6 separate regions of the Mus musculus genome follow, and regions 2, 3, 4, 5 and 6 are each linked to region 1. Evidence: chromatin loops called from intact Hi-C (ENCODE). Cell type or tissue: left cerebral cortex. All regions are shown on one strand. Each heading gives the region's core, and the rest is flanking DNA. Links, peaks and the distances in the headings are about the cores only.

Region 1 (5,251 bases), core at 393-4,392:
CATGGCAGGCAAGCACTTCCATCATTGAACTATATCTGAAAAACTTTGAGGCAGGACCCTGCTAAGTTGCCCAGGCTGGCCTCTGTGTCTTTAAATGCACTTTTCTTAATACATCTTTTCTGTGTTGCCACCCGATACAGTAATGAACACAGCAAATTGATGCTTCCACCAGAGACTCTGACTCCAGGAAAAAATGCATTATGATACTTAGGTCCCACTTAGGGCCCTATAATATTATAGGGTCTTACACAGCCTATAATTGCTCACCCATCTTTTGTTAAGAGAAGTAATAGAACATAGTAACTCAGATCATGAGCTCTGGAGCCAGCCAGTCCTGTTTAGATTTTGCCTCTCCTGCCCCATATGACCCTGTGACCTCTCCATCCTCTCTTTTGCCAATGGTAAACAACATGAACAAGACAGACAGACAGACAGACAGACAGACAATCCCTGATCAAAGGTATTCACACTGTGGTTGTTGGAAACCCATAATAAAAAGACACAGTATGTATCACATAGTAGATTCTATTTTCCCAGCCTTGGATCAGGGCTTTGCCACATAACAGCAGGAGGCAGAAGCTGATCCAGTTCTGGGCAGGAGCCCGTGGGGGTCTGTCTTTCCAAGTGCTTTCTGTTCTTCACTGCTGCCCCGATTGAGTAGGTGACTAATCTCAGGAGGATGAAAAGGCAGGAGGTAAGCTAAATTTAGCTGGGGTGATCCAGTCTCTAGCGGGCTCCAGATGTGTGAGTGGTTGCTGGTTTAAGCTACTGAGCTGAGGTGATTGACAGACTGCCTCTGTCTGTTGTTGCCTTAAGCCCCACAGCACATTTAATCCTTGCAGCAGTCTGAGGGTGGGTATTAGGAACCCTTAGTGATCGGAAATCATCTAATGTGCAATAAAAATATTAAAGTCTTGCTTGCGTGCAAAACTTGAAGTAAAGCAAATATCAACATCTCCTCTCTACCTCTCCAACCCAAATCTTGTTAAGAATCAAGAAGTTTCAAGGTGACATGAGTGGCCAGAGTCAGATAGTGTGGCCAAGTGCGTCATTAAATGTCAATCTGATAAGAGAAAGACTTTGCATTTTATTTATTTTATTTTAGTCTGAGGGTTTTTTTGTTTTGTTTTGTTTTTTTGTTTTTTTTTTAACAGAGTTACCCTATGTAGTGTAGTCTTTGTCCTGGAACTCACTTTGAAACCAGGCTGGCCTCGAACTCAGAGATCCACCTGCCTTTGCCTACAGAGTCCTGGAATTGATGGATTATTTTAAATAACCAAGCTTGTAAGATATCAAACCTCCATTAAATCCCTCATATAAAAAGCTGTTCAGAGGTTACTCTCGCAGAAGACTGGGTGTAGTTCCCGGCATCAACATCGGGCAGTTCACAGGCACTTTTAACTCCAGCCCCTGGGGATCTAGCGCCCTCTTCTGGCCTTTGAGGGCTCTTGTACTCACACTAACACCACCATCATCGCACAATCTCATAATTAAAAATCTTTTCTAAAAGGTTCTGCTTGTAATATCACGCCCAATTCATGGGAAAAGAAGAGGAGATGTGGAGCGCTTGGTCGCACAGCTGGTCAGCGAGAGCAGGATGTCAAGGCAACGCCGAATGCCTGAAACGGTTTCCCCGTGGACGCAATTCAGGAAAAGTCACCACAGGAGAGTCCAGTCCTTTCTTTGCTTAGGCTGAGTGGGTTAGTGTATGGTAAGAGCTCAGTGCCCTCCATTCTCAACCAGATTCTTGAATTTCTAGTGAATTGAGATGTGAGGGGCTTGATTTGGCACAGTCTCTCTGGCCCCTGATGTCTGCAACATTGTGCTCGGACTCCCCAGGATGATCCTCTGGGAACTTCCACATCCAGGCCTCCTGGTTTCTGCCATGCATAGTTTCTTGGTCTTAAAACGGGGTGATTTATTTTCTTTAAACGTTTAATTAGCTAGTGTGCGTTTGTTGTGTATAAAATAACGTGCAGGATTCCGTTCTCTTCTGCTCAGGGATTGAATTCAGGTCCGCAGGTTTGGCAGCGAATGGAGCCATCTCACAGACTCCTCACCTACTTTCTTTTCAGCTTCTGACTGATCTCTCCATTCTCCACCGCAGCGGTGTCTCATCCTTCTGGCGTCTGCTCCTTGGCTCAGAGAACTGAAGCCTAGAGAATTTGGTCAGCCTACAAATTCGGCAGTCAATTCCTGGCCCTCTGTTGCCCTCTAGTGGACTTTTGTCTTATAACTTCGTGTACACGATGCGTTTCAACTCACTGTGCTGCTGGAAGCCACTATTGTTTCTAATAGTTCAAAGGATGTAGCTAGCAATTAGATTTAATCTCTGACTCATTTCAGCCTGCTTCACAATATTAAGGCATGTTTTTGAAAAAAAAATCCCTCATTGTTTAATGGAAAGACGTGAGGCAAATCAGCGATTACTGTTTCAGAGGACCCGGGGGAAAGTCAACTCTCACTTCCACCAGTCTTATTAGTGTTAAGAAGCCAGCAAATAAGCCATTCAGCAAACATCATCTGAGCACGTGTGTCACGCACTGTCCAAGTAGTGGTGTCTGGGTGGAAGGAAATGTCCAATTCTTACACTGTGTGTCAATAGGCGACAACACGGTTTTTGCCGTTAAAGAGTAAAGACAACCCCACGTCTATGGCTTATGGGAAGAGGAAATCTCTACAGCCCTTCCTAACCACAAGCCAGTCCATTATTTCTGGGCTTGGTTAATTGCCATCAGGTCAGAGAAGTCGTAGCCAGAGAGTAAGAGAATGTAAGAGTCCAAGTTCTGGACAAGTGTACAACAATGAGCAAACTCCTTTTCCACAGCAGCATCACAAACACGTACTAGCGTCTGGAGGCTAAGGGTCACATGCCAGTAAGTGACTGGGGTTGAAATAGACTCTCCCAGGGGGGAATTGCTGCAAAGCACCCTGTGTAGGCCTTAGACTCAGCTGTGTGGGAGATTTGTGCCTTTGGTGTCTGAGATGGCCAGGCTCTGGGATCCACAGAGCATTTGTGGTAACTATGTGTCTGTTTTCTCAATGTTTCTTAGCCAGTTGTGGACTATGTAGCCTCTGATTTCAAGTAAAAACTTAACCAACCTCAAAATTCTGAAGTTTGAAGTTGTCTTTATTTTTTATTTGTGATTTGTTTGGTTTTGAGACAAAGTCTCACTGTGTATTTTAAGCAGCTCTCAAACTCACAGTCCTCCTGCCTTAGCTTGTCAAGTGCTGGGACTATAGGCTGAAGTCACCACGGTTGGAGCTGACAGCCTGCAGGAGAATAAATACACTCTTTCTTTTGAGACAGGTGCTCATGTAATCCAATCTGGACTAGAATCTCCGTGGATGACCTTGAACTGTGTACCACCATGCCTGGCTAATGAGCTTACCCTCTTAAAGGAAAGACAGCTGATCAGCACATGGAACACTACCCAGGTCAAAATCAACCCTCCACCAATGCCTCAACGTGGCTGAACTCAGTTTTTTCTGCCATTCCCTAGACCCAGCGATTTCTAAGGAGAGTAATCAAACCACCACGGTACATCCAAGGTACCTATGAGCCTGGCTGGTTTTAGGTAGCCACAATCCTGGAAGGGACTGGGAACAGAACCAAATTGGGTGGGCAGCTCCTCCTGCATGCCTAGGAGCTCGGAGCTCTTTCTGTCAAGGTATTTCTCTGCCTGGTTGGGAGGGGTAGGAGAGTGAGCCCAGGACAATCTGGCCTCTCCCTTCTCTTTCCATAATGCTCTTCCATTGAGGCTAATGGGATGGGACCCAGCTAGGCTTTGTTGGCCCATTCAGTTAAGAATGTTGGCAGAGATGTCATCTAGGGGACACTCTAGGCTTGCAAGCAAAGCTATACCCTATTTTTATTTTTTAACACCTCCAGTATTCTAATTCCTATAGGAAGCCAGTTAAGTGTGTGCTAAGAGTACAACCACAGGCATGCTTAAAATATTGATCTTAGTTTTATATGTGTGCTTGCCTGCATGTGTTTAGGTATACCATTTGTAAACAATGCCTATGGGGATCCAGAAGAGGGCATCAGATCCCCTGGACCAGGAGTTACAAACAATTGTGTGCTGCTGTGTGGGTGCTGGGAATCAAACCTGGGCTCTCTGTAAGAGTAGCCATTACTCCTAACTACCAATTCATTTCTTGAGCCTTAGAAACACACTTTAAAAGAGTAAAACAATAACTCCTTCCAACAGACTCTGGAAAATGCAGAGTACCCCGAGGAGCTTGCAGGCAGCTTTTCCCTAGAGAAATGTTAGAAGCACAGTTAGGCTTGACCACCCCTGATCTAGAGGCCTGCTGCTGTGTGCCTGTTCTCTTAGAAACATGATTGCTAAGGCAGGTTAGATGGCTCTGTGGTTAAAGGTGTCTGCTGCCAAGCCTGACAACTTGAGTTCTATGCTTGAGACTCATGGCGGATGGAGAACTGACTTCTGTAAGTTATCCTCTGGCCTTCACACTCAAGCACAAGTGTGAACACACACACACGAACACACACATACACACACACACGGTGTAATTAAAATGGTAATTACTGAAATGTTCTCTCAGTATATTTTAGGCAGCATATACACAGACAATACATCTGCAAAGCAGACAGGGTGTGCATTACTACTGCCTGCCGTGATAGGGTTTGCAAAGGACGTATGTCCAGGACACTGGAGAAGGGACCATGCAAACCTTAGTATCTTCCACAATACAGTGCACTAGTCCAACACACAGTAGGCTGTCTTTCAGCTGGACATGTATATGGCCATTTCCTTGGCAATGCAAATGAAGCCCACAAAATGTGGGAAATTGTGGCAGAAATGTGCTGTTTCTATTTACAGAGCTCAGTTTACTCTTAAGTTCCCATTGTTCCAGCGTCCTTCTGTATTCATAGCTGGGTCTCAATAGCTTGTCTAAACTGATTGCACTGCTGAGGGGCCGATTCTAGTCACTGTCATGTTCTGGCAGAAAAATCCCAAGTTTGGAGTCTTTCAATACGGACACAGCCATGCTAAATTAGCTGAGAAGAATCTTAGACTTTTGGATTTCTTACAACTGGCAAAATAATCCAAAAATACCATCAAAGTTTGTATAGGACATCCACCTGCATCCACTCTAGGGAAAACTATTTCAGGCAGTCTTGCCTGTACCACTCTGGGTTTCTGGACAGTGTACTTTTTCTTCCTTGTATGCACCAATGCAACAGCAGAGGTCTCTTGGGATACCTTCAACGTGACAGAAACAT
Region 2 (5,251 bases), core at 428-4,427, 420 kb before region 1:
GGACATATGGTATTTGTGCTGTGGGTTATGTGTCTGATGTGAATTCGAGGCTGTCTGATCTCTTCCACCGCTTCATTTGACAGAGATCCGCATGCTTGTATGAGAGGCCTGGCAGAGTCTGGAGAGTCTCTGGTTTATTAGCAGACCCCCTGATAGGCCGCCTCACTGAGCCTCCTCCCTTCCAAGTGGTGGTAGCATTAAAACATCCCAATAAAAAGGAATTTAGATCTTTTAACATTACTCCTGGAGTCGGAATTCTACTTGGCACTTGGAGATATACTGAGGGGTTGGGGAAAGGCTGCCACCAGAAAATTATTTCTAATTGGAATCCTTGAAGCTGAACAAATACTAGGGACAGACTGGCAGGTTTAAGAATCAAGGGGTCACGAAGAATGGGTAGAAGGAACAGCCACAGAATCCTGCCCTGCCACGACAGATATAGTGGGTACCGCATACACCCTGATGAATGGGTAGTCCTCCTCTACCCTGCTTTTGAGGCATCTGGGAGAATGTTCAAGAAGCCAGCTTGTAAATACCTTTAGCAAACCATAGCAGAAGATTTCTAACCACAGGGCGTGTAGATAAGAACATCTACTGGGCTGATCTAATACTATCTTAAGGCAGAGAAGGGAAAATATCAACACTGTGCGCCACCCCTCTCTGCGTGGCCTGGACCCTCTCCCACACAACACGCTCTCGGTAAACTGAGAAATGCGGGCACACCACACGGCTGCTGGGGGTGAGTGGTCCTGGCAGCAGAGTGGTTGGCGGTACACAGAACGTGTGGGAAAGCGCGTCAAAGGCCCACCGTTGGCCAAGAAGGGGACAACATCGTCACTAGTAATCTTCACCATGGGCTGCAAAGCTTAGCCTCTTAACTCCATTGCAAAGTCATAAAGGAGGGCACATATGAGATTTCCTCCCTGAGACAAGTTAGGGGTGTGGTGTGTGGGTGAACACGGGAGCTTGGATAAGCTGACTTTGATGAATTGTAGAAAGGGGTCAGAGGCAGGGGCTGGGGAGAGAGCCCAGTTGATAAAGTGCTTGCTGTGTAAGTCTGAGGGCCTACATTTGACATCTAGCAGGCACAGTGTAAGGGTGGGTGTGGTGGAACATGCCTGTGATCCTACTGCAGGACAACTTGGAACAGGATCAGTGGGACTCACTAGCCAATCAGCATAGCCTGCTTGGTGAGTCTCAGGCCAATAAGAGACCTTGTCTCAAGACAAAAACGAAGCATGTGGATGCTACCTGATAACCCCTGACTTTGGCTTCCACAAGTACACGCACTCACGTGAACACACACACACACACACAACATTCTCCAGACACACAAAATGATCAGAAGCAAATAACATAAAAGGTTCTGGCAAATTCACTGACTGTGGAGGTGTCCCACCCCTGAATCCTGTCTTTCCTGTGGCTGGATACTTTCTGGTGAGGGCATAAAGCATGCAGCTCCCTAGCCTTAGGGTCTCAGCGAGCTCCTACAGACTTCTGTCCTTGTGAGGGGTAACAAGATGAGGGCTTGGCTAGTGAGCAAGCCTGGGTTTTAGTTCTTCCCTCCTTCCTCGGTGGGACAGACCTGACTATCATATCTCAGCCCCACAGGCCTGCCTAAGTTTCCTTATCAGTGAAAGGAAGACATGACATTTGGAACAATTGGATGAGGTAATGGGCCCAGAGGGTCTCTTAGGTGCGAAGCACAGCCTCAAGGTTGAAGTGAAACAGAAGAGAGAGAACCACGCCATTCACTCTCTCATGGGCCCTCCTGAGGTGTAAGCCGTGGTTCACTGTCAGAAACCCTTTGTCCCTTCTGTCCTTATCGGTTGCAGTGGACAGAGTGGGAGGCAACAGACAGGTGGGAGCAGGTGGCTTCCAAACTCACCCAGAGAAGACCAATCCTGGGACTACAGTGGAGAGACAAAAATGGAAGAAGGGAACAAGCCATTCCATACTCAGAGACCCCCTGTCCAGGGCTCCGCATCCTGCATCTCAGTCCTTAGGCACTGCCAAGGTTGGGTGAGTCACTACAGCTTAGATGTGGATGGGGCTTTCTGCCAGAGGAGTAAGCAGGAAGCCCAGCCTACTAACATCAGACAATTCCTGCACTTCGGCAGCATGGGGACTCTGAGGGTCCAGGGCACCTTGTCTTCTGGGGGAGGCTATCTGTACACCTCTAGGCTGTTCAGTGGGATGAAGGAGGCCCTGTTCTCCACAGTTTTCTCTTATTCTGGACTTCTAAGGGTGTGGAGCTTAGAAAGGGCTCCCCAGCCCCACCAGGAGACCAAGGGGTGCTAAGTATTCCTGGAGAGCCCTAGTACCCTAGGACTGTGGGAGAATCAGCAAGCTAAAGAGTGGTCTGAATGCAGTAGGGCATCAGATGCTGCACACGCTGCCCTTGGGAACAGCTGTGGGCTGCGGTCTCAAGGTCTCAAGGACAGCTTCAGACCTTATCAAATGCTCAGTGCATTGCCCCCGTAACTAAGAACGAGACGGCTGGTCATCAAGATTCACATCATTTCAGAGACAGCATGAAGGCCACTGAAGGCGGGGCTAGGGACTTGGGGTTAAGTGGAGTCCGGAAGAGTGAGTTAGTCCCTGGCAATGGCTTAGAGCTGGCTAGTCTCAGGAGCAGCAAGTGGGAACACTTCCCTTTCTGGCCACCAGAGGTCACTGGCTCCCACTGCTGGAGCTGTAAGATGTCCTTTCAGAGAGCCTGTTACCTGGGTACCAGGGCCAGAGCATGAAAGTCTCCTCGAGCCCTAGTGCCAATTCGGACCCAGGAGAGAAATGGGGATTCCTTAAAGAACGTCTTCCATGTCCCTGTCAGGGAGTGTTGAGAGGAGACACCCGAAATGGCCCTGGCATCCCATGCCCAGGCTCTCCCTTTAAGGAGAACCCTAAACACAGCAAGGAAATGGCCAGGGACTCTGTGACCAGCTGCTCCCATTTACTTCAGAGAAGAACAAACACATTTAGAACAAACATTCCCATTCATTCCTTTTCATTCATATGCTTCTGTCTCTGTAGGCAAACAATCGAAAGCCACTGACGAGTTCTGTGCAGCACAGTGAGCGTGTGTGTGTGTGTGTGTGTGTGTGTGTGTGTGTGTGTGTGTCTGTGACTGTGTGTCTGTGTCTGTGTGTATGATGTGTATGAAAGTGTGTGTACATGTTTGTGTGTGTATGCAAGTGTATATGAGTGTGTGTGTGTGTCTGTGTGTATGCATGTGCATGTGTATGCAAGTGTGTGTGCATGTTGGCATGTGTATGTAAGTGTATATGAATGCATGTGCATGCATGTGTGTGTGCATGTTGGTGTGTGTATGTAAGTGTATATGAGTGCATGTGTGTGTGTCTGTGTATGCATGTGCATGTGTGTGAGTGTGTATGCAAGTGTGTGTGCATGTTTGAGTGTGTACACGAGTGTATATGAGTGTGTGTGTGTGTGTGTGTGTGTGTGTGTGTGTGTGTGTGTGTAGGGAGAGCATGTACTGGGAAGGCAAAGATTTCACAGCCTGCATGGACACCCCAATATGACTCCCTATGGCTTCTGGGAACCAACCCCTGATTCATGCCAGCACCAGGCTAGAAGAGCTAAGCCCCAGGTCTCTCCCACAGGCATCTGGCTGGGTCCTCTCCATAAAACACCGGGAAGACATCCAGGGCACATGAACTCCCACATGTCCCCTCTCTCCCAGAAGACTCACCTCCCATTTCCAAGCATTTTGGGAGGGGCCGTCTGGAAAGAGGGAGCCCCTCCCCCACCGTGCGGTAGGGTGTGCACAGGGAGGCCAGGAGCCTGCTGCTTTTTCTTCTGCTTTGGCTCATTTTCCTTCTGGAACAGCAGGCTCATCTCCTGCATTTTTAATAGTGGAGCACATTTAGCATTCAACACACACGTGCAGGTTGATAAGGCCCAAGGAGAAGGCAACAAGCCATCCATGGGAGGAAAACCTCTTCCCATCTCTCCCCTGCCTCTTGCCCACATCAGCCAACATCAACTATCTATTCACCAGGGCTGGCTGTGGTGGGAAGGGACAGCAGGTGACAAAGTTATCCTGGCTGGCAGTCACTCTGCCAGAGCCTGGTCCCTGGCAGAGCGGAGGTTCATAATAAAGGACAAAATGGTCAATGTGGCTCAAAAGACCAAACAACCATTGTTTCCTCTCTCTTTCTTGAGATGGGGTCATCCCCACTCCGCCTCAGCATTCTGAGCGCTGGGATCATGGGTTCATGTGCTGGGACTGTGGGCACATTCCCAGTTATCTTCTGCTCAGGGACTAAATCATTTGCCCATCTCCCTGTGTCATTGTGGCCTACAGGAACATCAGCCAGGGGCTCTGTCGCTTCTGCCTTCCTCAGGGGTGATCTCCAACAGGCAGGTAAACTAGAGGAGAGTGCTCAGAGAGCTGCAGGGGAAGGATTAAGGCAGTTCAAAGAAGACAGATTTAATGGCTTGGGGACTCTGTCTTCCTCTTTCTCCCCCCTTTCCTCTTCCTCTTTCTTTCTTGTAATGCTGGTGACCAAAGCCTCCTGCAATGTTGGACGAACACTTTATTGCTGAGTTCCTCCCCTAACCTATCGCAGGGACAGAGTCTTGCTAAATTGTCCAGTCTGGCTTTGAACTCACTCTGGAGCCCTGGCAGACCCTGAACTTTTAATCCTCCTGACACGGACTTCCAAGTAGCTGAGCTTACAGGCCTGTACTACCAGACCTGGCTCCTCCTGCCCATGTCTTTCCCTCTTTTCATTGTGTGTGTGGGCACATGAATGGCACACGGTTTGTGTGGAGCTCCGCAACACTGTGGAGTGAGTTCTCAGGACAGAACTCGGGTCACCAAGCTTACGGCAAGCATTTCACCTGCTAGGTCATCTCACCAGCCTCCCCCTTTCTTCTTTTAAACATTTTCTATGTTTGTTGGACTATTTATTTTTGAGACAGGGTGTCACTATGCAGCCCTGGCTGGCCTGAAACTCACTGTACAGACACGGATAGCCTGTGCCTCTGAAGCACTGGGTCTAAACACATGAACGATCAAGTCCACCCCCCCTTTCTTTTTATTTAAAGTGTTTCCCCCTCCCTGCTAAGCCATAGGAAGGGCAAAACCATACAACTGCAGACTGTTCAACTTGGTGTGAAAATACTCAGAGATCAGCCTGACATGGAGATACTGTTTATAGCCATGCATTCAAACCTGAGCTACTTGTGAAAGGAAATCCTGATACCTGCTGTCCAATTCCTTGTC
Region 3 (5,251 bases), core at 640-4,639, 520 kb before region 1:
CTAGTGAGGAGAGATTACTGTTCCTAACTGGCACTTGGAAACACATGGCATTGTTTGCACTTATCACAGACACTGCCAAAGCCATAAAGAAACTCTACTATGCACAGAATAGTTCTGTACATGTGCAAGCAGTCTCTATGCATGATTCTCAAATAAGGGACAAACTTGTTTATAAATTGCTGGAGATAGAATTTACATTTAAAAATATATCAACAAAAAGTTACTTGTCAACTTTATATACTCCTAACATACTAAAAAAAATTCTGCGAATGGAGTAATACTTGAATTCCAAAAAGACTATTTTGGGCACGTCACCAAGAGTAAATATTTCATAAAAGCACTGGTAATTGTAGATGTGGTGTATATTATCTGAGCTATAAATGTCTGGATCAATCCACATTTGTGACCATAACACTTATCCAATGATTCTTATGCATAAGTGCAAAAGCATCTAACTTCTTAGTCTTCCAGACTGTCATGCTCAAATGTCATAGGTTGAAAGGGTTTATAGGGTTGGAACACAATGTAAAATTTTTAATTATGTAGATAGGTTGTGTTAATCTTTAAGTTTTATTTCAGCATAGTGAATGATATTTTCATAGCAGTAAAGAGAACACTGCAAATTATTGCTCCTAAGAGAATACCAGGTCCCACAGGGTTCAACGCCTCTAAGGATCTGGTATGACCACTGAATACAAGGTTAAATGAATTTGTGTAAACCCATAAGACTTTTGGGAAACTACTTACAGTAACTTACCAAAAGTCATATATTCAAAGACAGATATCCTAACACTAAGTATCTTTTTCTCTTTATTTAAAATATATATACATGTATCTCAATACATAAACCACATGAGGTCCACATGGTAACTTCACCTAGGATATGTAGAATATGTAGCATTAAGTCTTTGGGGACCAGTAAGATAGAATACATTTGACATTTTTAAATAACCCAAGGGGGCCAAATGGAAAAGAATATGCTTTGTTTTGTTTTCTTTCCACACACACACAAATGACCTCTTAAAAGTTCAACTTATAAAAAAAAAACAAAAAACAAAAAAAGTTCAACTTATAAGATACAATGTGATTTCAGAAAACTACTTACTTTCTCTAAGAAAACAGTCCAAAGTTGTAATGGGATACTTTTTGTAAAATAAAGTCCTGCCACGGAGAAAGAAAGGCAACACACTGTCTGTCTAGTAGGAAATGCTTCCGAGAAGACTTAGCATTAACACTGCAGTCTCAATTCTATTTTTTATTATTATTATTATTTAAACAAAAAGAAGACAGACCTACTGATGCTTCCTTCAGTATTGCCCACAAGCCTAAAAACATAAACTATACAGGATAAATGGTACAAATAATACAGGACAATTAATATGACAATACAATTCCCAATATTTTCAATGTTTTATTGACTTTTTATTACTCTTAACTAATACTCAAGTAATACTGAAACCTAATTTGCATTGGAAAAAATAGGCTTCTTTTAGCATACCTTTAGCACAGTAACAAGGAGAGGTGTCCAGCTCAATTAAACAGTGTATTCTATTCTACATGGCTGCATTATCCAATTCTGTTACAGAAATGATCCGATTCTCGTCTGTAGTGTGGCTCCTATTATGCATCTTTAAATAACTTTTCCCCAATGAATGAAAAGCTGGTTAGACTACTTAACATAACTATGTTTCCATGCTTAGTGACCACCTTGGATGGTTAATGGGGCTGACTGCCAAAGTCCTCGAGAGTGGTAACTGCTTTGGATAATTTGCCCCAAAACAATCCCTGCAATTTCTGAAGTGTCATTGAATTACTAAAGACATCGATGTCATCTCAGGTATCTCTGAACCTTGCCCCCATTCCCGCCAAATTAGTTGTGAAGTGTTATGGCATATCATTTCCCATTGAAATTCTGAGATTTTCTTTTTCAAGGTATTCTTACTAGTGCTTAATATAAATGCACTGGTGTGTGTGTGTGTGTGTGTGTGTGTGTGTGTGTGTGTGTGAACTTTCTATTCCTACAAAAAATTAGGCTCGTCGTTCATCCCCAATTAGCGCCCCCCGGGGGGACGGGGAACAATGAAATTACAAACAAACCTGCCTATGTTTTGCAATGAACCGGCTTCCACATTAGGAGAATAATACTGACAGCAAATTTTCATTATTAGGTGAGAACACACCCGGAAGTGATTAAACGAAACGTTTAATACCCAAAGCTCAGCCTGGTGGGTTTCTAGACACCGGGCACCTCTAGTCTCCACACGGGGAGTGCTTTTAGCACTGCAGCAGCCGCCACTCACACCACACCAGCCAGTTTCATCCCCAGGAACCGGGCCACTGCATCCAGGCCAGCGGCGCCGAAGGCGACGGTAGACGCCGGGGCTAAGGTTCACGAAGCTCGTGCGACTTTACTTCCGCGGCGCCGTGGGGTTACGGAGCTGAGGGCCCGTTGGCCAGCAGAGACGGGGCTCCCGGGAGGACGCGGCGACATCTTACCTCTCGGAGTAGCGCAGGAGCTCGGCGTCCAGCTGCTCGCGGATGCCCGTGCGCTTCCTGCTCAGGTAGCGGGGCGACAGGGCGATGTGCCTGCGGTGCGGGGCAGCCACCAAGCACGAATAGCGGCTGCCCACCAGCGCGCACGCCGCCGCGTAGCTCGGCAACTCCAGGCAAGGCAGGACCCCGGCCTGACCCGCCACGGGCCTCTCGGAGGCCGCCTGGGACCGCTGAGACTCCACAGATCCCGCAGCCATGAGGCTTGGCTGGGTGCTTCGGGGCGCGCACGGATGACGCAAGCATTCCTCCCGCCTCACCTCTGAGTGTTGATGATGGCTGACATCATCAAAAGGCGACCGACCGCGGCCTGGGGATTTTTAATCTTCTAAAGCTGCATTATAGAGGTTTGACCAGCAGAGGGCTGCTGCTCTTTCCCGAGTCCAGATAAACCTCTGAGGCCGTGTACCTATAGAGCATGTGTGATATCCAGAGGCGGTTCTCTGATATCTATAGGCAGATGTTCATCACTTCAAAGTATGCTCAGTTATGGAGCGAAGCTTGAATTTATTGAATTTATTGATCTGGGCACCTAAGTATAAAAAGGCAGAGGCCCAAAATAGCTTGTTTTGTTTTGTTTTGTTTTTTAAGCTCCCAGTTTCTTTCAATACTGGGTCAAGGCCTAGTGAATTAATGGTTTGAGCTTTTGTTTTGTTTTGTTTTGTTTTGTTTTAATTCTTTTGGTTTTCTGTTTTTGTTTTGTTTTTAGACAGTATCTCTCCATGTAGCCTTGGGTGACTTGAAACTCGCTATGTAGACCAAGCTGGTTTGGTTCTAACATTTAGATATTTGCCTGCCTCTGCCACAAGAGAGCTGGGATAAAAAGCACGAGCCACTACTCCCAACTGAGTATTGTCTTTATTGGATTCAGCATGGCTATTGATAGGAGTGCCCGGTTCCAGCTGCAATGAGGCCTGATACATTGTTATGCGCCTGAGCTGTTCAATAAGGAATCAGAAACATTCGTGGAGATTTTCACTGCTGAACCCAATCATACACCGCAGCAGGCCACAAATTGCAAAGGCAACATCTGAACTGCTAACACCATACCTCTCCAATCTAGGGTCCCTCTGCCTTCTGCTATATCACAGTGAGAGTGTTGTGACATGTTTTTCAAATGGCTAAGCCCAGCTACCAGCTTTGACCTTCTTTTGTATACCCAGACATCAACCATATCAGCACAAGGGTTTGTATTGCCCAAGGGATAAAAAAGAAACCTTCATTTGGACCGTGATGTCCTAACAACCCAAACTGTTCCTCTAGCTCTTACAACCCTCCACCTTCTTCAACTATGATCTCTAAGCCTTGGGTGCAGGAACTGTGCACATCTTGGGCTGCAAAATGTTGGTTTAAAAAGCCCAGCTTCATAAAAAACTACCTACCTTGGCTACCTGATGAAGGGAAGCAAGAGGAGCCCACCGCAGAATAGCATTGTTACCATCCTTCAGATTCCAATGCCAAAGACTAAGACAGCTGTATATTGCTGGCTCTGAATATCAGAGTTTATGGAAATAGCAAGGCCTGTCTATAGACTAGCACAAAGCAGATACTAAGCCCCTAATCTGGACTAATACTAAACAAAAGGCATTTGAGGCCTTAAAAACAGCTCTGACTTCCACACCAACCCTAGAATTTCCAGACAAGAGGGTTTTAACCCAAACTTTGGAGCCATGAAAATACCCTGTGATGACTGGACCCTGTAGCCACAGGATGGCCCACCTGTCTAAGAGTTGTGGTGGCTCCCTCTAGTTTAATTTTTTTAAGTTAGCTTTGGGTCAATATTTTATACTCAGAGCACACAGTTGAGACCTTCCAATGAGGAACACCAGAATGCTGGCTGTCTAATGACTGTGTGACCTGGCCCACATAATGACTGTGTGACCTGGCCCATCCCCGAGTTCAGTTTGAGAAACCCACTGCTATCGATCCTGCTGCCTTCTTGTCTGATGAAACCAGGTACACAGGAGCTGCAGTAGTTACTTTAACAGAAAAAATTTTGGACCCCAGCCAAGTACCTCAACCCAGAGAGCAGAAATGATTGATCTGACCCTAGCTATCAAATGGGGAAAGGGAAAGTCCACCAACATATACAGGGACTGTCAGTCAGTATTCATTTACTATCATTTATTTTTATTCACATTGTGATCTATAAAGAAAGAGGGCTTCTCACAGCTGGGGAAAGAGACATTTAAAACTCTCAGTGCCCCTAGAAACTCCCTACAAATTGCTGTCCTCTACTGCTGAGCTGCTGACCTGGTTGCCTGAAAAGGGATCCTAAAGACCAGTGGGGCCTATTGATATTCTGATGACATACCTTGACACAGTGCTGCCTGAGACTCCATGACAAAGAAGAAATGCACAGCTCACACCCAGTGCTCTCCGGAGGACAGATCATTCTCCCGGAAACAACTGGCAGGACTCTGGGAACTGACCTTCACCAGGCTACTCATCTGCAGTCCACAAAACTTTCCAAGCTCTCAGACCATGATATGTTATGTCTAGCACAGGATGTCTCAGCCAGGTTCGTGCTCAAGTGAATCCAAAACAGAGAGCCCTTGCCCAGGAAGGGTCCAAATGAGAGACCAACACCCCACAAACTCCCAGAAAACTGATTTCACCAAGATCCAGACTGCTGGGAGAGGATAAAAGTACTTTTCTAGATACCTTTTCCAGTAGAAACGTTCCTCACCCAGACTTAAAC
Region 4 (5,251 bases), core at 772-4,771, 120 kb before region 1:
TATTTATTTGGGGCATGTCTCAGAAAGGAATTATCAAGTCACATAGTAGCAGCTTTTATGAGATGCCGCCAGATTGCATCCCACAGTCGCTGCATGAGGCTCTCACAAGGATCTTGAACAGATAGGCGAGAGTTGGTCTGCCCAGCTGCAGAGTGTGGCATTTGACCCTTCCAAGATCCAATCCTGTTGGCTTGAGGGGCCAGGCTTGGTTTGGAGTACCTTTCAGACCAGCAGACAACCCCAGCCATAACAGTCCGAGGGCGGGTCTGGACAAGCCTCTGGGTTGCCATGGGCTAATAAGTGAGGCCTCTCACATCTCGACACCTCATTGCTGACCTCACAGGTTTCCCTGAGTGGGTTCTGAGTTTCAGCTTCTTAGAACAGATGAGTGAAGATTGGAGACTTCGTTCAGGAGCCACAGAGCCAGGAAACCAGCTGAGCTATGTGTCCTCTGCCTGTATGGGCAAGGCTCAACTGTGAAGGCCTTTGATTTGTGTTCTGAAGATGACCAGGTCCTAAATGGATATTTTGAGTCTCCCACAGCCCGGCCCAACCCAGGCCTTTACTTTGGATGGTGTAAAAAAAGGAAAAGTGTCTGCAAGGGGTGGGACCAGCTCTCCTGTTCTCCCCGCCTTCTAGCTGGCTCTTCGGAATCCGAGCCAGTTCCACTGCGCTGCCCAGGAGAGGTGCAGCATGCTCTCCCAGAATGCCAGAGCAGGCGAGGGGCGGGGCCCTCTCTGGGCAGTCCTTGGACATCAACAGCAGATGGCCGCAGGCCTCAGCCCAGACCAGGGACATCTGCATGGTTTGGGGTGTTAACATGTGCCACAAACATCAACTCAGACGTGGCGCTCAGCGGCAGCACCGGTCTGCACATCACCATGGCCTCAGATGGGAGCGCTGGCCTCTGGTATCAGCCCATTCTGCACATCCTCGAGTGTTTCCAGTTCCGCTTGTCTTCAGAGTGCACAAGTCATTCGGCTTCTCTTTAGCTCCACCACACACTTACTTATACATCATAATGGCGCCCAAGATGAGAGGACCACACGGCATACGTGCAGCTCAGCAAGGGCAGGCTCTTCTTTCCTCAGGTGCCTCCCAAGGCGGAGAACCAGGAGACTCGTTTCTTCCCTAGGCTGAAGGGAAGCAGTTACTTGCGTCTGCCAGTAGAGGTGCTTGCTCCTCTTTTGCCTCTTTGCTTCACCTGTCTGACCCAGATGTGCTTTCGAGAAGTCCTTCCAGGCTGGTCACTCACTCCTTTTGCACAGGTCGTTCAGGGGCCTGTGGTCTCAACACTTGCAGAGAGCAGCCTCAGGCATCCAAGGTCAGGATCTGGCTCATTGCCACCTCCCCCAAACAGCAGCAGCAATGTGGTTATTGGAAACCAGGAAATGCCGCCCAAACCTGGAAGGGAAGACAGCAGCCAGCTACCCACAAGTGGCCTTTTCCAAGAAGGTTCCAGGACAGTTATCATGGCCCTTTGCCAAGCAAACTATGGCTATTGACCAAGGCAGCCCCCAGTTTGTCTTTTCACAAATTAATCAGTACTGTCACAGTAAGGAGGTTATAGTACGCCGCAGAGTGGGAATCTCTAAGGACATTCCTAGAGTCCATCTTTTTAACAATATCTTTCCACAGATGCAGGCGAATGAAGGTCCAAAATTCTGTCTGGCTGTGCAGGTCACTGTGTTTATATGAGTGTCCCCATGGTAATTTAAAGCCCTTTCCACCTATGTCTGCCATATGCTGATATACCTGGGAGCTTTCGATTGATCTGCTTAGTGTGTGCACCTGAAGACACTACCTACAGAGAACTGAAGCTCAGAAGGACCAAGCAATGGTTCTTCGCCTGGCTGGGAGTCACCACATTACAGGATCACAGCGTTAGGTAGGTTGAGAACCACTGAGCTAGAGAGCTGCTGGTACTGTGGCGAAGGATCTCAGGGGGCAGGGTTGAGGTTGAGTCAGAAGGAAAAAGAAGGCTCTGCTCTGGATATCCTAACCGTCCTAAGGGTTAAAGAAGGCCTCTGGGATGGGGACTTGATAGGGAATAGGTCACTGATAGGAGGTAGAAATGAAAGGGGAAGGAAGGTGGGAAAGGAGAAGAGAGACCCGAGGGAGGGGCTTTGGCTGCTGGCTCTCCTGCTGGGAAGCCCCCTGCCTGGAGTGGAGCTTCCAGGAGCAAGGACAACCTCTGTTCTCTCAAGCAGGACCGACAAAGGGCAGCTGAATCACAGGGTTTCTCAAGAAATCAAAATTCCTAGCACACCCCTGGGGCCTCGGGGAGAAAAACTGACAACGTGTTGATTGAAAACAGACCTAGCCATGCCCTTCTTAATAGAAGGCCTGGATCTCACAGGTTCACAGCGACACCTAGTGGTCTCCTTAGGCAGCTGCCTCCTCCTCAGAAATAGTGATGCTGGAGGGAGGGAGAAAGATGTCCTGCCAGGGCCAAGATTCTGCACACGTTCACAGTGTAGTGAGACATATCACACTCCGGAGGTGGGGGATTGGCTTCCATACCGTCCTCTCCGGCGCTTCCCAGGAGCTGTGTGTGCCTGGCACGCCTGAGATGTTCTGAAGTGATCATCATTTCCTCTGGCCTGATTCTTCTCATTTATTAAATATAACTATCTACGTGTTGGTGGTGACACTCATGTTTTCCACCAGGAGATGCTTTATCGTCGGATTATGTGTTCAGAAGTTAGAATGACCATGCTCCTGTCTTAGTTCGGAGTCCTCTGCTTAAAGGGGAAAGCTGCACATCTTTCAAAGTAATAGCACATAAACGAGTCTGTCCCCTACCTCTTCTCCCTCACTTCATGTATGCTCTGGCTAATCTGAGGGCTTCACAGGGGCAGAACATGTTCAGTGTTAGCTCAGTGTCTGGAATATTGCCGTTACTACAAAAAAAAGTCAATGAGGGACTTTGGCATCTTAATAAAGCAGTTCACAGATATAAGCAGAAAGCCAAGGTGACCAGCTGGAGCATCCTAGACTCCTGCAAAACTTTTCAAACCAGGAGACCCTTGCTAGGTTCTCACTCATGGCTGGGAGATGTTTTGTTGGTATCAGCTCAGAGCTGCATGTGTACATGGCCAAGACAAGCTGATCAGCTATTTGTAGGGGTTCCAAGGCGATTAGAAGCACAGCCATGCTCTGATGACCCCTCACTGGAGACCCGCTGGATACCTTCTTTATGAGGACACCGTGAGCTTCCAGTCACCCAGACTCACTGAGAAGAAATATCTTCAAGCCATGTTTTAATTCAAGTTTTATTGGCCAATAGTGTTAACTAGCCTCCCTTTGTTACAACAGACATAGGTTCATGGCTAATTGGGAGGGCCCATGTGGAAACAAAGAGCCTTGGCTCAATCTCTCAGTCTCTCCAGAGCCAGGAAGAGATAAGCAGCCTGACCGTTTAGGGATAGTATAGTGGGCATGGTCTTATGGCTGGCAGCTCAGCATTTTAATAGCTTTCCCAAACCTGGGGAATATGACACTGCTTTGGAAATGGCTCACCCAAAGATCCTGGTAAGGGCATGTCCCTGCTCCAAGGAGGTACAGTGGGGGAGGGGGGAGGGCAGTGGAACCACTAGGAAGTGGGATCTGGTGGGAGGCGTTTAGGTTGTTGGGGATTGTCCTTGAGGGGAGTTTTGGACAGCTTCTTTCCATCCTCCACACTCCTCCCACCACTGGGGGTAAAAACTTTTCTCTGCTATGTGCTCTCTGCCCTTGCCATCTTGCACCCCCACCAGAAGCCCAAAGAAATAGATCTTCCCAGTCTTGGACTGAACCTCCTAGGACTATAAGCCAAAGGAAGCATTTTATCTGTATAAGGTAACTGCTTCAGGTGTTTTCTTATAGTAACAGGAAACTGACAAACAGCCGTGTTCTAGAGGGTACCTCACTAAGGCAGGTACCAGAGCTCTGTTATAGTCTTCTGGGCTAGGCCTCAGGCATATGATCTAGGCTGTGCCCATCAGTGAGGCATCATGAGTCTGGACGAGCAGGAAGCCAGGGACTACTTCAAGATGGGATTGTCTTGGTGATGGGGGTAGGCAGAGGGACAGAGATGCTCAAAGCAGCACGTAACAAAGGCCTGGGGCCAGACACGTGGGAAGCTGAGTGCTTCATTGACTCAGAGCACAAGTTGCTTTGTGACCCTGAGCCATGTGGAGAGTCTGTGAGCCGTTAAGGTGCTTTCACAAATACGGCTTCTATTTCAACCAACCATAGTGAAACTTCCATGTCTGTAAGAACCTCAACTGATAAATTCACTGGGGAAATGATAATGACTGAGATCAGAGAACCAAGCTTGTCATGCAGAAAGCTCTGGCTTTGAATCCCAGCACTGTATGCACGCATGTGCACATAGACACATTCGTGCCTACACACACGCACACACACATGCATGTATGTACACAGCACAAAATCAAAGGTCATTTGGTAGTTAAAGACAGTTCAAAGATCTTTGCTCGATTGCCTGCTGGAGGTAGAAGTTATTATGAGTGCTGCCTGCTCAATATTTCTCAGGCTGCAACCATTTTCTATGTTAGGCTCGATGTTCTGGTGGGGCTCTCAAAATTTGCTGGATGGACAGCTAAGCATGTGACCTACACCAGGCCAATCAGGTGGCTGCTGCCCCCAAGATCTGTGACTGTTCAGTCATGGATACATCTCTCAAGGTGAGCCTAGTCTCTCAAAGAGCCTAGTGCTGTAGTTTCTGGCTGCCAATCTGGAAAGCCAGTATTAGCTAGTTAATGGGCTGAGGAAAGGGCTCTGCCAGCCAGAGGATGACTGCGACGGGAAGGGAACTGTGATGAAAGCTGTTTCCTGAGTGGTGTTGAGCACATGTGTCCAGCGTTACTGAGGTTGGTCCTGGCTTCAGATCACTTTCCCGTTGTGGAAATCACCGAGTGCCCTTGTCAGTTCATCGAGTTGGATTCTGTTACTTTAAACCATAGGGTTCTGATGAAAATGATGGCCCAAGTTCAAATACTAGATTTTCCTTGGCAATTCTTTAAAGGGATTGAATTACCCTACTTACTGTAATAGTCACTTGGCCACTCTTCAGGCCTGTGCCTTCATTGGAAAATAACTGATATGAACCTGCTCCAGGTTGAAGAGAGTTTGTCCCCTTTGAAACTTATGTTGGGACTTGATAGTCATTGGGGTATGTTGGGGGGGGTGGAGTGTCCAGGGAGGGGTTTGTCTGTAGAGAGCAGAAACCTCATGAATATAAGGATGC
Region 5 (5,251 bases), core at 616-4,615, 100 kb before region 1:
GCAGAGAAAAATGGAAAATAGCCTTGAATGGGCATAAGAGACAACTTCCTGAACAGAACACCAACAGCTCAGGAACTAAGATCATCAATTAATAAATGGGACCTCATGGAACTGAAAAGCTTCTGTAAGGCAAAGGGCACCATCAAAGAGACAAGGCAGTAGCCTACAGAATGGGAAAATATCTTAACCAACTCTACACCCAACAGAGGGCTGATATCCAAAATATATAGAAACTAGACATCAACAAAATAAATAACCCAATTTTAAAAAGTGGGGTACAGATCTAAACAGAATTTTCAACAGAGGATTCTTAAATGGCTGAGAAGCACTTAAAGAAATGTTCAACATCGTTCGGCTGCAGGGAAATGCAAATCAAATGACTCGGAAACTCCATTTTACACCCATCAGGATGGCCTAAGATCATGCTGGTGAGAATGTGGAGCAAGGGGCACACTCCTCCATTGCTGGTGGGAGTGCAAACTTGCTCATTCACTTTGGAAACCAATTTAGCATTTTCTCAGAAAATTGGGAACAGACCTACCTCAAGACACAGCTATATCACTCCTTGGCATATAGCCAAAGGATACTCCATCATCCCACAAGGACACTTGCTCAACTATGTTCCTAGCAGCTTTATTCGTAATAGTCAGAAACTGGAAACAACTTAGATGTCCCTCTCCTGAGGAATGGGTGAAGAAAATGGGGTATATTTATACAACGGAATATTACTCAGTCATTAAAAACAATGGCGTGAAATTTGAAGGTAAATGGATGGAACTAGAAACGATCATCCTGAGTGAGGTAACCCAGACCCAGAAAGACAAACAAGACAAACTTATAAGTGGATATTAGCCATAAAGGATAACCGTGCTACAATCCACAGACCCAAAGAAGCTAAGTAATAAGGAGGATCCAAGGGATGATTTGTGAATCTCACTGAGAAAGGGAAATAGAATTAAAATTGCCAGTGGATGGGGTTAGGGTTGGGGTGGGAACAGGAGGGGAAGGTATCAGGTAGGGAGATGGGAATCAAGTAGTGGGAGGATGGAGGGAGAGAGAACTAGGAGAGTCCGGGCTGGAGCAGGGGGTGGGGGGTGGGGGGTGGGGGTGGGGGGTGAGGGGTGGGGAGGCAGTCATCTCTGGAACACGCTTGAAACCTAAGGAAATGGAAATTCCCAGAAATCTATGAAGGTGACCCTAACTAAGGCTTCTAGCAATGCAAGATATGGAGATTATTTCAGGCCATCTCCTGTAACCAGGCAAGACAATGGAGGGATTGGAACACCAATGCAGGAACAAAACCTTTGACCTACAATTCGTCCTGCTTATAAGATGTGCTGGGGGTAAAGATGGAACAAAAAATGAGGTAATGGCCAACAATAACTAGTCCAGCTTGAGACCCATGCCACGAGAAGGAATTGTCTTAGTCAGGGTTTCTATTCCAACATAAAATATCATGACCAAGATGCAAGTTGGGGAGGAAAGGGTTTATTCAGCTTACACTTCTACATTGCTGTTCATCGCCAAAGGAAGTCAGGATTGGAACTCAAGCAGGTCAGGATACAGGAGCTGATGCAGAGGCCGTGAAGCAATGATGTTACTGGCTTGCTTCCTCTGGCTTGTTCAGCTTGCTTTTTTATAGAACCCAAGACTACCAGTCCAGAGATGGTCCCACCCACAAGGGGTCCCCCTCCTCTTGATCCCTAATTGAGAAAATGCCTTCCAGCTGGATCTCATGGAGACATTTCTCAACTGACGCTCCTTTCTCTGTGATAACTCCAGCTTGTGTCAGCAGAGAGGCTTTGCTCAGCAACCGATGGAAACAGAGGCAGAGACCCACAAGCAAGCATTAGGCAGAGCTTGGGGAATCCTAAGGAAGATGAGGAGGAAGGATTGAAGGAGTCAGAGGGGTCAAGGACACCACAAGAAACCCTACAGAATCAACTAACCTGGGCCCATAGAGGCTCATAGAGACTGAACCGCCAACCAGAGAGCACACATGAACTAGAAGGTCTTCACATGTGTAATAGTTGTGTAGCTTGGTCTTCATGTGGGACTCCTAACAGCAGAAACAGGAGCTATCTCTCATTGTGTTGCCTGCCTTTGGGTCCTTTCCTCCTACTGGGATGTCTTGTCTCTCCTCAATAGAGGAGGGACCTAGTCTTACTGACACTAGATATGCCAAAGCTGACTAACATCCATTTTCTGAAGAGAAATGGAGAAGGAATAGATAGGGGGTGGGGAAGACTGAGAGGAGAGGAAGGAGGGGAAACTGATGTCGGGATATAAAGTTAACTAATTGATTAATTAATTAAAATAAAAATGTTTTTATTGATTCATAATATGGCTGTACAAAATACACTTCTAAAAATAGCTTTGAAACTAGATCTCTAAGAAAAGAACAGCTGAAGCAACATCCCTGCTATGAGGACTGGGTTTGGGAAGTCACAGCAGGGAATGGTCGCATGGGCATGAGCCCCGTGAGGGTGCAATTTCAGGACTGAAGCAGAAGGTGGCACCATGACACCCTTCATGGGCATTATAGCCCACATATGCTGGAGGTGAGGACACATTTCCTCACTTCTGTAGTGTCTCTGTCAGGAAAACAGTCCAGCAGATCTGAAGCAAACCCCAAGAGTCAGAACTGGGAGAACTTTGGAAATGTCTTCTTCGTCTATGGTGTGGCCTTGTGGGGTCATAGTGCCTGTATCTCACCTCTAGGACTCTGGAACTCCCTACATTTGTCACACACACCTATTAGGGGAGCCGCCTAGCTTTCTCTACATGGGGCTTGTCTCCCTCCACCTACTAATGGTGAAGAACCTTCTGGCTCCAGCCAGTGCTCCCATTCTGATGGGTCTTGACTTTCCTCAGTAGCAGGCAGTCTAGGCCACATCCACATTACCAGAGAATGCAGCACACTACGGTACGCTTCAAGGAGAGAGTGCAGCCAGTACACACCCCCACACACTCTCCGCTGTCTCCAGCCTAAAGATGCCAACCATGCTTTTGGCATCTGTGATCTAGTTTGTGGTTTCCAAAGGCATCTAGCTGCACCCATGGAAGACACAGCTGTGTTTAATATGGTTCCCAAATTCATGGTTACCTTCCTCACTGGCAAGTTTCTACCCGCTGGGTCGTCTATAAAACCCTGCTGTGTAATTAGTTCACCGTACATCCAATTTATCTTAGAGTAGTAAGTCTAATAGAGTGGGGTGGGATGGGGTCTGTTAAATATTTTGACCTAAGTGGGAAAGTTTACATTTAACATGGCCAGAATCACTGCCTGTGTGGGGAGAGAGAAGCAGAGACCAGTGTGAGAAGTTTGGGGGTCACTAGGGGGAGGGAGAGACACAGGAAGCTGAGGTGGGCCATGATGCACACAGGAAGGTGAGAGTGTGAGGCTGGCCAAGTGGAACCAGAAAGGGACCAAGACTGGCTCCTTTGATGAGGGACAGTGCAGATTTATACTTGAATATCTTCTAAGTGAAAAAATAAAAATAAAACAACCTCAAAACAAAAGCCCATCCCCCAACAGCCCTTCTTGCTGTTGGTATTTGAAAATACTCATCAAATGCAACATTTGCCAATAAACTCCTTCAATCCCCCATACCCTGGCAGCTTCCCCAGCCCCACCCCTACTCTTGCCACACACACACACCTTCTTGCAGGATTTCTTACTGAAGACCTGGATTTAGAAGCTAAGCACCGCCCAGTGCCCAGCTCAGGTGTTCACACCTCAAGTGGTCCGCCCTCCACCCCTTCTTAGGCTCCTTAAATGCCAGACTGCCAGAGGAAAGAGACAAAAGTACAGGTTTCCTTTAAAGGCCTCCTGAGTTCTTTTCAGTTCAGTGCTTAAGTATGTCCCCCAGACCTGGCTCAAAGGCCAGAGAGCTGGCATATGTGTCAAATGTCTTCCAGCAGCCTTGACAGGCAGAACAGGAAAATCAGGCCAGGGCGGGTGTCTGCAAGCTATCCGGGGGCAGGGCTGGCACTGCTACCTCAGAACTGCCTAGTTTACACTGCTGCCCTGCTCTGGCCCCTTCCTGGGAGGTGGGTGTGGACCTGTTGGCTGGAGGGAGTGGGCTTCCGTTCTCTAAGCTGCTCCCCTTTCAAGCCCAGCTCCAACTGTGGCTCCTTTGTCCACAGTGTTCTGGGATGATCTCGGGCTGGAGATCTACCCTGGGAAGACACTGGCTAACACAGCGTTACAATGCCCTGCTTTGTGGTCTTAACAGGAGGGTTTGTCATGAGCTAGGAGATTGGTCCCTGGCAGATCCTGGCATGTGGGGAACAGCTGTGTGACAGCCACTATTTTCAGAGGACATTCTATCTGATGCAGCAGCTGGGCTTTGAGATCTCCAAGATGGCTGCCTCCTCCTCCCCATGGGTGCCTCTGGCCTTCCATTCATTGGCACCTTGTGTGCAGAGCCCCAGTTGGGGTTGTTCAGGGTGGTTGCTTGGAGGTGTGGCTTGAAGCTAGACTATAGTGGGAACTTATTCCAGTTTACAGGAACAGGGTCCCCAAGGTCCTCCTAGCACCAGGAGCAGCAACATGGTATGTTTGGGGTCTGCTTATCTCTGTCTTGGAACACTAACTATCAGCAGCAGCCCTGTGGGTGGGACATTTATTCAGAGAAAATGAAATTAAGTGCTTCTTTGCTTGTGGGGTTGGAAGTTTCTTCCCTCTTCATGTAATTTTAATTAACTGACAATTTTCACAGATATAATAACACATTTCCATCATATTCAGCACTCCTATTACTTTCTTCCTGCTTCATGTTTGTGTGTGTGAGAGAGGGGGGGCAGAGACACAGAGAGACAGACAGAGACACAGAGAGAGAGAGAGACCCACTGAATGAGAGGGTCTTTAACAAAGGGTGGACAACTAACCAGCAGCTACACCACTGAGGAAAATGTCTCTGCTCCTCAGGAGACCACATGCACTCCTCACGGGTCCTGGCCAGAATATTGATGGGTGAGTTTTGCTCGGAGTTCATGCAGGTGAGCACGAACTTTATGAGTGTAGCAGCCATGCCATGCCTGATAAATGTCACCCCACAGTGCTTTTCCCCAGCCTCCAGCTCTTATTCATTCTGCCTCCTCTAGGTCCTAAGTTTACTTTTTAAGGATTATTTTATGTTTAATTGTGTGTACGTGTTGGTGATATATGTATACCTGTGAGTTGAGCGCCCTTGGAGCCTAGAATCATCAGATCCCCTAGAACTGGAGTTTTCAGTGATTATGAACT
Region 6 (5,251 bases), core at 595-4,594, 470 kb before region 1:
CCTGCCTGAAGGTGAGCTGGGACTGGAGGCCCCTCTGCATGTACATCTTGCCACGGCCAGTCCTCTGTTCAATGTCATATCCCTGCGCTATAAGAAATTGGTCTCGGAGCATCATGTCAGACAGAACCAACAGCCTTGTAAAGTTGGAAAAACACATATCTTATTCTCTCCACTAGAATAGCCTTAGGGCTGGGCCTGGAGATGCATCTAGGAAGCAGCATGCTTGCCTAGCATGCACAAGTCCCTGGGGTCCATTCCCAGCACCACAAAGACATGAAGACCCCCAAGTCCCCATTTTTTTCTTTCCCACGAGTCTCTGCTTTGTCCTAGATCAAGAATGTGCCAGAATTGTTAACCTCTTTCTCCATCCCATTGGCTACGTCTGGATTATTCAGGAACCTAGAAGATATTGGGGGGGGGGGGTGTGGACTTGGTGATAAGACTGCTAGGAAATCAGCCTGAGAATTGGGCTGAGAGAAAATGAAATCGTATTCAAAATGTTTGAGCTTACATGACGGCAGCCTCCGCAGTTCTTGCTCAGGTTGCAGAGGAAGCAAGCGCTTTTGTGATGATAGTGTTTGACTAAAAATGCACGAAAATATTTGAAGGCAAAGGGGAAACCCAGAGGGCTCCATAATTGTTTTAAATTAAGAGTGCCCTCCCAGTGTTAGTGACCTCCGCTAAGGTTTGCTGTTTCAATGGTCTTGGTAACCTAGACACCTCCAAGATGCTGGCAAACGCCCCACAGTGATTTTTGCCAAGATTCAAACTTGTCTGGGACTGATTTGACGTCCAGCTATTCATTTCGTTTACATCTTCTTGGTGACCCTTCTAGTTGAGTGGATCATGTTATGAAAACGAGCATGAAAGTCATCCCTGAGCGCTTAGTTCAGAAACATAGATCACAGCAAATCCGCTGCTGCTCTGGACGAGCCCTAACTGGAGCCGAATGCCAGGAATAATCCATTAAGCAGCAATTGCCCTAATGGTTTGGAATGTTGGAAAGGAGAAAAGAATTTTAGCAAAATAAATCAGAAAAACCTGAGTACACCAACCAGGTAATGGATCAAATTTTAAGACACCTGTAGGAAGAGAGCGGCTTAGGGAGGACCGCGTAGGGAGGATCACGTAGGTAGAGATGATTTCTCTAGGAAGTGCAGTGTGGAGAACACTGAGCTGAAGGGGAAATATGTGAGGTTGTCAGCAGCCAGCTGCCAGCTCATAGTTCCTCCCTTAACCTGTGTGCCTCAGTTTCCTTTTTTGCTCAGCAGGACCATTCTGAGTCAACCCTTAGCTGAGCTTGTAAGATGAGGTAGCCATACTCACCACCAAGTCTGATGGCCTGAATTTGATCCCCAGAATTCACATGTTAGGAAAAAACTAACTCCCCCAAGTTATCGTCTGACCTGTAAATAAACAAACAAAAACAAACAAATGGGAGGTGTGTGCTTCTAGAGTGTTTGCCTAGCATGCGCAAAGTCCTGGAGTCAATCCCCAGTGCTGCACAAATCTGGTTATAATAGTGCACACCTGGTTGTGGCAGTGCACATCTGGTTGTGATAGTGCACACCTGGTTGTGGCAGTGCACATCTGGTTGTGGCAGTACACACCTGGTTGTGACAGTGCACATCTGGTTGTGGCAGTGCACACCTGGTTGTGGCAGTGCGCATCTGGTTGTGACAGTGCACACCTGGTTGTGGCAGTGCACATCTGGTTGTGGCAGTGCACACCTGGTTGTGGCAGTGCACATCTGGTTGTGGCAGTGCACATCTGGTTGTGACAGTGCACACCTGGTTGTGGCAGTGCACATCTGGTTGTGGCAGTGCACAAGGGAGAAGTCACAATGCTAGTACAGTCACGAGTGGCCCCTCTCAGAGATCTGGTGGGCTGGGCCTGTGGCAAAATGATGAGAGATTTTGTCTTAGTTTGCCTGAGAGAGCTTTGGCTCTGGGTGGCTTATTGTGCACCTGGTTACTCAACCCCTACACAAGGCTATCTTCTCACATCAGGGTCTTTTGCAAATGTGCTCCCAAACACTGCTGTCAATCCAGTTTCTTCAGCAACAATGTCATTCTTCTCTTTTCTCACACTTCTCTCCGGCTCCCACACACATCCCACTTGCCTACCTGAAAATGCGGACAGCATCAGACAGGAATTCCCTCCCTCTCTCCATCCCAAGCTTTCTTCCCTGTCACTGCCAAGGAATTATCCCTTTTCTGGCAAAGGCCAGTAGCCACTCTTGCTTTACATGGTTCTCCATCTTGCGCCCTCATTCTTTATGTCTCAACAAAAACATTTAATTACTAACCAAAGAGATGCTACCAATTTAACCAACACTTTGAGATGCTTGTGTGTAAAATATTTGTGATAAAGATAATTGAACACAGTAATAAAAAACAAAACCCAGGAGAGGCTGCCCCATTAATATTTGTTGTTTGCTCATTAAACTGAGTTGACTCTTTTTTGTTGTTGCTGATTCCTGTCCAGGAGACAATGGAGCTTTGTTTGATCACGTGTGTGGGTGTTTTAACCCGCACATGTCTGTACGCGTGCATGCAGTGCCCAGGGAGGCCAGTAGAGGGCATCCTATCCCCGGGTCTGTAATTACAGTTGTTAAGCTGCCCTGTGGATGTTGGAAACTGAACTCCTGTCCTCTGAAGAGCCGTCAGCGCTCTTACCTGCTGAGTCATCTCCCCAGCCCCTGGATGTTTTGATTCTACTTTCCCAAGTGACACTGCTCAGGACACATTACACCACTGCCTTGCCAGCTCTGAATTTTCTCGCTACTAAGCTTTCCTTCCTAGGCCAGTACTGATGAGCCACAGCGCTCTCTAGTGTTGAAGTCGGTCTCCGTTTTTCTGTCATTAGCTATGGCCAAACTTCTCTTCCAGAGCGCCAGAAAACAAAACACCATACTGTTTTCAAAATGCTCGACCTTTATGGCGATCGCGTTCACATGGCCATTGTGCTTTTTTCTAAGAACCATTCCACCACAGACTTTTATCTAAGCCTTGCCTGTCCACCCGGCACCAACCCCTCTCCAGCTGCTCCGCAGTGGCCACGGTGGGAGGACAGGGCTGCCACACCGGAGCCATTTTTCTCTTGCTTCTTCAACCTCACTGTCACCCATTGACTGTGGGTGAGCTTAAGATCCTACGTGCTCCTCCTTCGCTGGAAAACAAAACAAATACTCTCCCATTTCCAATCCCAAACTCCCTTGGTGCCTTCTAACCTAGGATATTTGTGTTTGTATAAGATTCCTTGCTTGGTTCTCATGACTGCTCTATAGCATCCGAGGCCAGAGCTGTCCCCTTTATAGTTAAAAAAGAGACAGTGTGAGAGGGGCGTGTGAAGATAGAGACATTCTGTGGTGTGTCTCTAAGCCAAGCACTGCCAGCAGCCACCAGTCATAGCGGAAGAGGATTCTCTTTGGATCCTTTATGTCCACTAGAGAGTTCTGATCTTCAGAACTGCAGGATAACAGAGTTGAGTGTATAGCTTGGTGGCAGAGCACGTGTGTGGCATTAACACAGCGCTGGGTTTAGGGTCAGTGAGATGGCTCAGTGGGAAAAGGTGTCTGCAGCCACCTTTTTGTGACCTGAGTTCATTTCCCAGGATGCAGGTGGCAGGAGGTGAGAACCAACTACTGCAAGCTGCCCTCCGACCTCCAAATCTTTACTGTGGCATGCCCCTCTTGAATAACTAGTAACTGTAAAAAGACAGTTTACTCCCTAGCACTGTGAACAAAGTAGCCATGTGCGCAGAAACAAAATAAAATCTGGGGGAAAAAAAACCCAAGAGTAGATACCCTTTAGCCATCCAGACTATGGTAGCCCCAGAAGGGTCACATGACCTACACCTTACAGAACCCTGCTGCGCTTGCAACCGGCATTTCTCTTTGACTGTGCAGCAGTACGTGATTCCATTAAAACATCTCAATTCAAGGGTGGTGCGTACACCTTTAATCTCAGCACTCGGAAGGCAGAGGCAGGTGGATCTCTGTGAGTTTGAGGCCAGTCTGGTTTACAGAGTGAGTTCTAAAACTGTCAGGGCTATTTAGTGATGTCCTGCCTCAAAAAACAAAACAACATTGACAAAACCATGCCAGATTCTGGCAGGAAGGTATCCCATTTCTCTTAGATTTACATTCTCTGTGTTTCATCTTCAAGGACTTGCCAGGTTGCAGCTTCTACTCAGTTCCCAGTGTCTACTTGTCTCTCCTTACAGTCTTTCAAGTAATTTGAGTAATCCTAAGCATACACTGATCTTCCAGATCTTCAATTTAGAGGCCGATAGCCTCTTGTGAGGATTTGATGCTCTCTGTCTCTCTGTCTCTGTCTCTGTCTCTGTCTCTGTCTCTCTCTCTCTCTCTCTCTCTCTCTGTGTGTGTGTGTGTGTGTGTGTGTGTGTGTGTGTTGAGGCTAGTAGCTGACATTGGATGTCTTTCCCAGTTGCTTCTCCACGTTATTTTTCGAGACAGATTGTCTTGCTCAACCAGCAACCAGGAGCTCGCTGATTGGCTAGGATAGCTGGCAGGCAAGCCCCAGAGATGTCCCTCGACTCTGTCTCCCCAACATTGGGATTCCAGTCATGCTCAGCTGAGCATGGCTGTTTATGCAGGGGCTGGAGATCAGATGCAGGTCTTTATACTTGTGAGGCAATCACTTTACAGACTGAACCATCTTCCGACCCTCTCCGTGCTCTCTTGATGCTTTGACCTTACTCAACAAGCTTCATATAAGCAAATACACACATACAAAACAGAGCTTTAGAAAGAGTTTATTTGTATTACTTTTCACTGTATATATGCCCAGTCCACTTTTGTTTGGTTGGTTTGGTTGGTGACATCTTTTGGTTGGTGAGCCTCTTCTTTGGACCTATGGACAATCTATTATTTTTCAGTGAGGCAACTCACTGGGGGTGGGAGGTGCTTTTGGGTTAATCTGAGCATGAGCTCTGTCAGAACTGTGCCCTTCTTCAGAATTTTGCTCATGTGCACACATTCAATAGACACAGAATCTTCATCAAGCCTCATCCCGCACACTGCCAAAGCGGTAATGGCTTATGAATTCCTTTTTCTTGAGGACTGCATATAAACATCACTTGGGTCTCTCAGCACCTGTTTCTAAGAGTGCGACATAAATTTAAGAAAACCGTTGTTTTTGTAATAACCGTGTATTCCAAGACTGCATCCTAGGCTCGCCTTTGTGCTTAGCACACTCTGCCCTTTCCATCATAGGCAGCACAAGCG

What was found. Peaks named below come from ENCODE experiments on the same cell type or tissue, not always from the same donor. Only the 100,000 strongest peaks of a DNase experiment are listed, where the experiment ranks them.
Region 2: it touches region 1 in a loop (3-fold over the local background); 7 of 42 quality-filtered maps call a loop at or near these places.
Region 3: a loop joins it to region 1, with 4 times the contacts of the local background. A loop is called at or near these places in 9 of 42 quality-filtered maps.
Region 4: a loop joins it to region 1, with 2.4 times the contacts of the local background. A loop is called at or near these places in 33 of 42 quality-filtered maps.
Region 5: a loop joins it to region 1, with 6 times the contacts of the local background. A loop is called at or near these places in 39 of 42 quality-filtered maps.
Region 6: a loop joins it to region 1, with 4 times the contacts of the local background. A loop is called at or near these places in 3 of 42 quality-filtered maps.

Annotation. Positions count from the first base shown.
Region 1 is chr12:32,907,205-32,912,455 of GRCm38, reverse strand. Gm33484 (a long non-coding RNA gene) reads left to right here and starts at 3,322. Exons shown (of 3, transcript XR_381437.2): 1 at 3,322-3,552; 2 at 5,216-5,251. In left cerebral cortex, for the core only: CTCF peaks have their summits at 1,428 (motif pointing left) and 2,219 (motif pointing left); DNase peaks (open chromatin) are centred at 1,438 and 2,180; H3K4me3 peaks cover 578 bases.
Region 2 is chr12:33,331,508-33,336,758 of GRCm38, reverse strand. All of the region lies in intron 4 of Atxn7l1 (ataxin 7-like 1), which reads right to left. Among named protein-coding and RNA genes, the nearest start is that of Atxn7l1os2, 61 kb to the left of the region's middle. In left cerebral cortex, for the core only: a CTCF peak has its summit at 2,663 (motif pointing right); DNase peaks (open chromatin) are centred at 2,074, 2,668 and 3,833.
Region 3 is chr12:33,427,154-33,432,404 of GRCm38, reverse strand. It overlaps Twistnb (twist basic helix-loop-helix transcription factor 1 neighbor), which reads right to left and starts at 2,781. Exons shown (of 4, transcript NM_172253.2): 1 at 2,497-2,781. The coding sequence starts at 2,750. In left cerebral cortex, for the core only: CTCF peaks have their summits at 2,113 and 2,903 (motif pointing right); a DNase peak (open chromatin) is centred at 2,847; H3K4me3 peaks cover 1,761 bases; H3K27ac peaks cover 878 bases.
Region 4 is chr12:33,024,408-33,029,658 of GRCm38, reverse strand. The region is part of intron 2 of Gm40874 (a long non-coding RNA gene); the gene reads right to left. Among named protein-coding and RNA genes, the nearest start is that of Gm40874, 31 kb to the right of the region's middle. In left cerebral cortex, for the core only: CTCF peaks have their summits at 1,135 and 2,360 (motif pointing left); a DNase peak (open chromatin) is centred at 2,370.
Region 5 is chr12:33,007,504-33,012,754 of GRCm38, reverse strand. The region is part of intron 2 of Gm40874 (a long non-coding RNA gene); the gene reads right to left. Among named protein-coding and RNA genes, the nearest start is that of Gm40874, 14 kb to the right of the region's middle. In left cerebral cortex, for the core only: a CTCF peak has its summit at 2,508 (motif pointing right); DNase peaks (open chromatin) are centred at 2,525, 2,988 and 4,228.
Region 6 is chr12:33,377,636-33,382,886 of GRCm38, reverse strand. The region is part of intron 2 of Atxn7l1os2 (ataxin 7-like 1, opposite strand 2); the gene reads left to right. Among named protein-coding and RNA genes, the nearest start is that of Atxn7l1os2, 14 kb to the left of the region's middle. In left cerebral cortex, for the core only: a CTCF peak has its summit at 2,600 (motif pointing right); DNase peaks (open chromatin) are centred at 2,234, 2,620 and 2,780; H3K4me3 peaks cover 269 bases.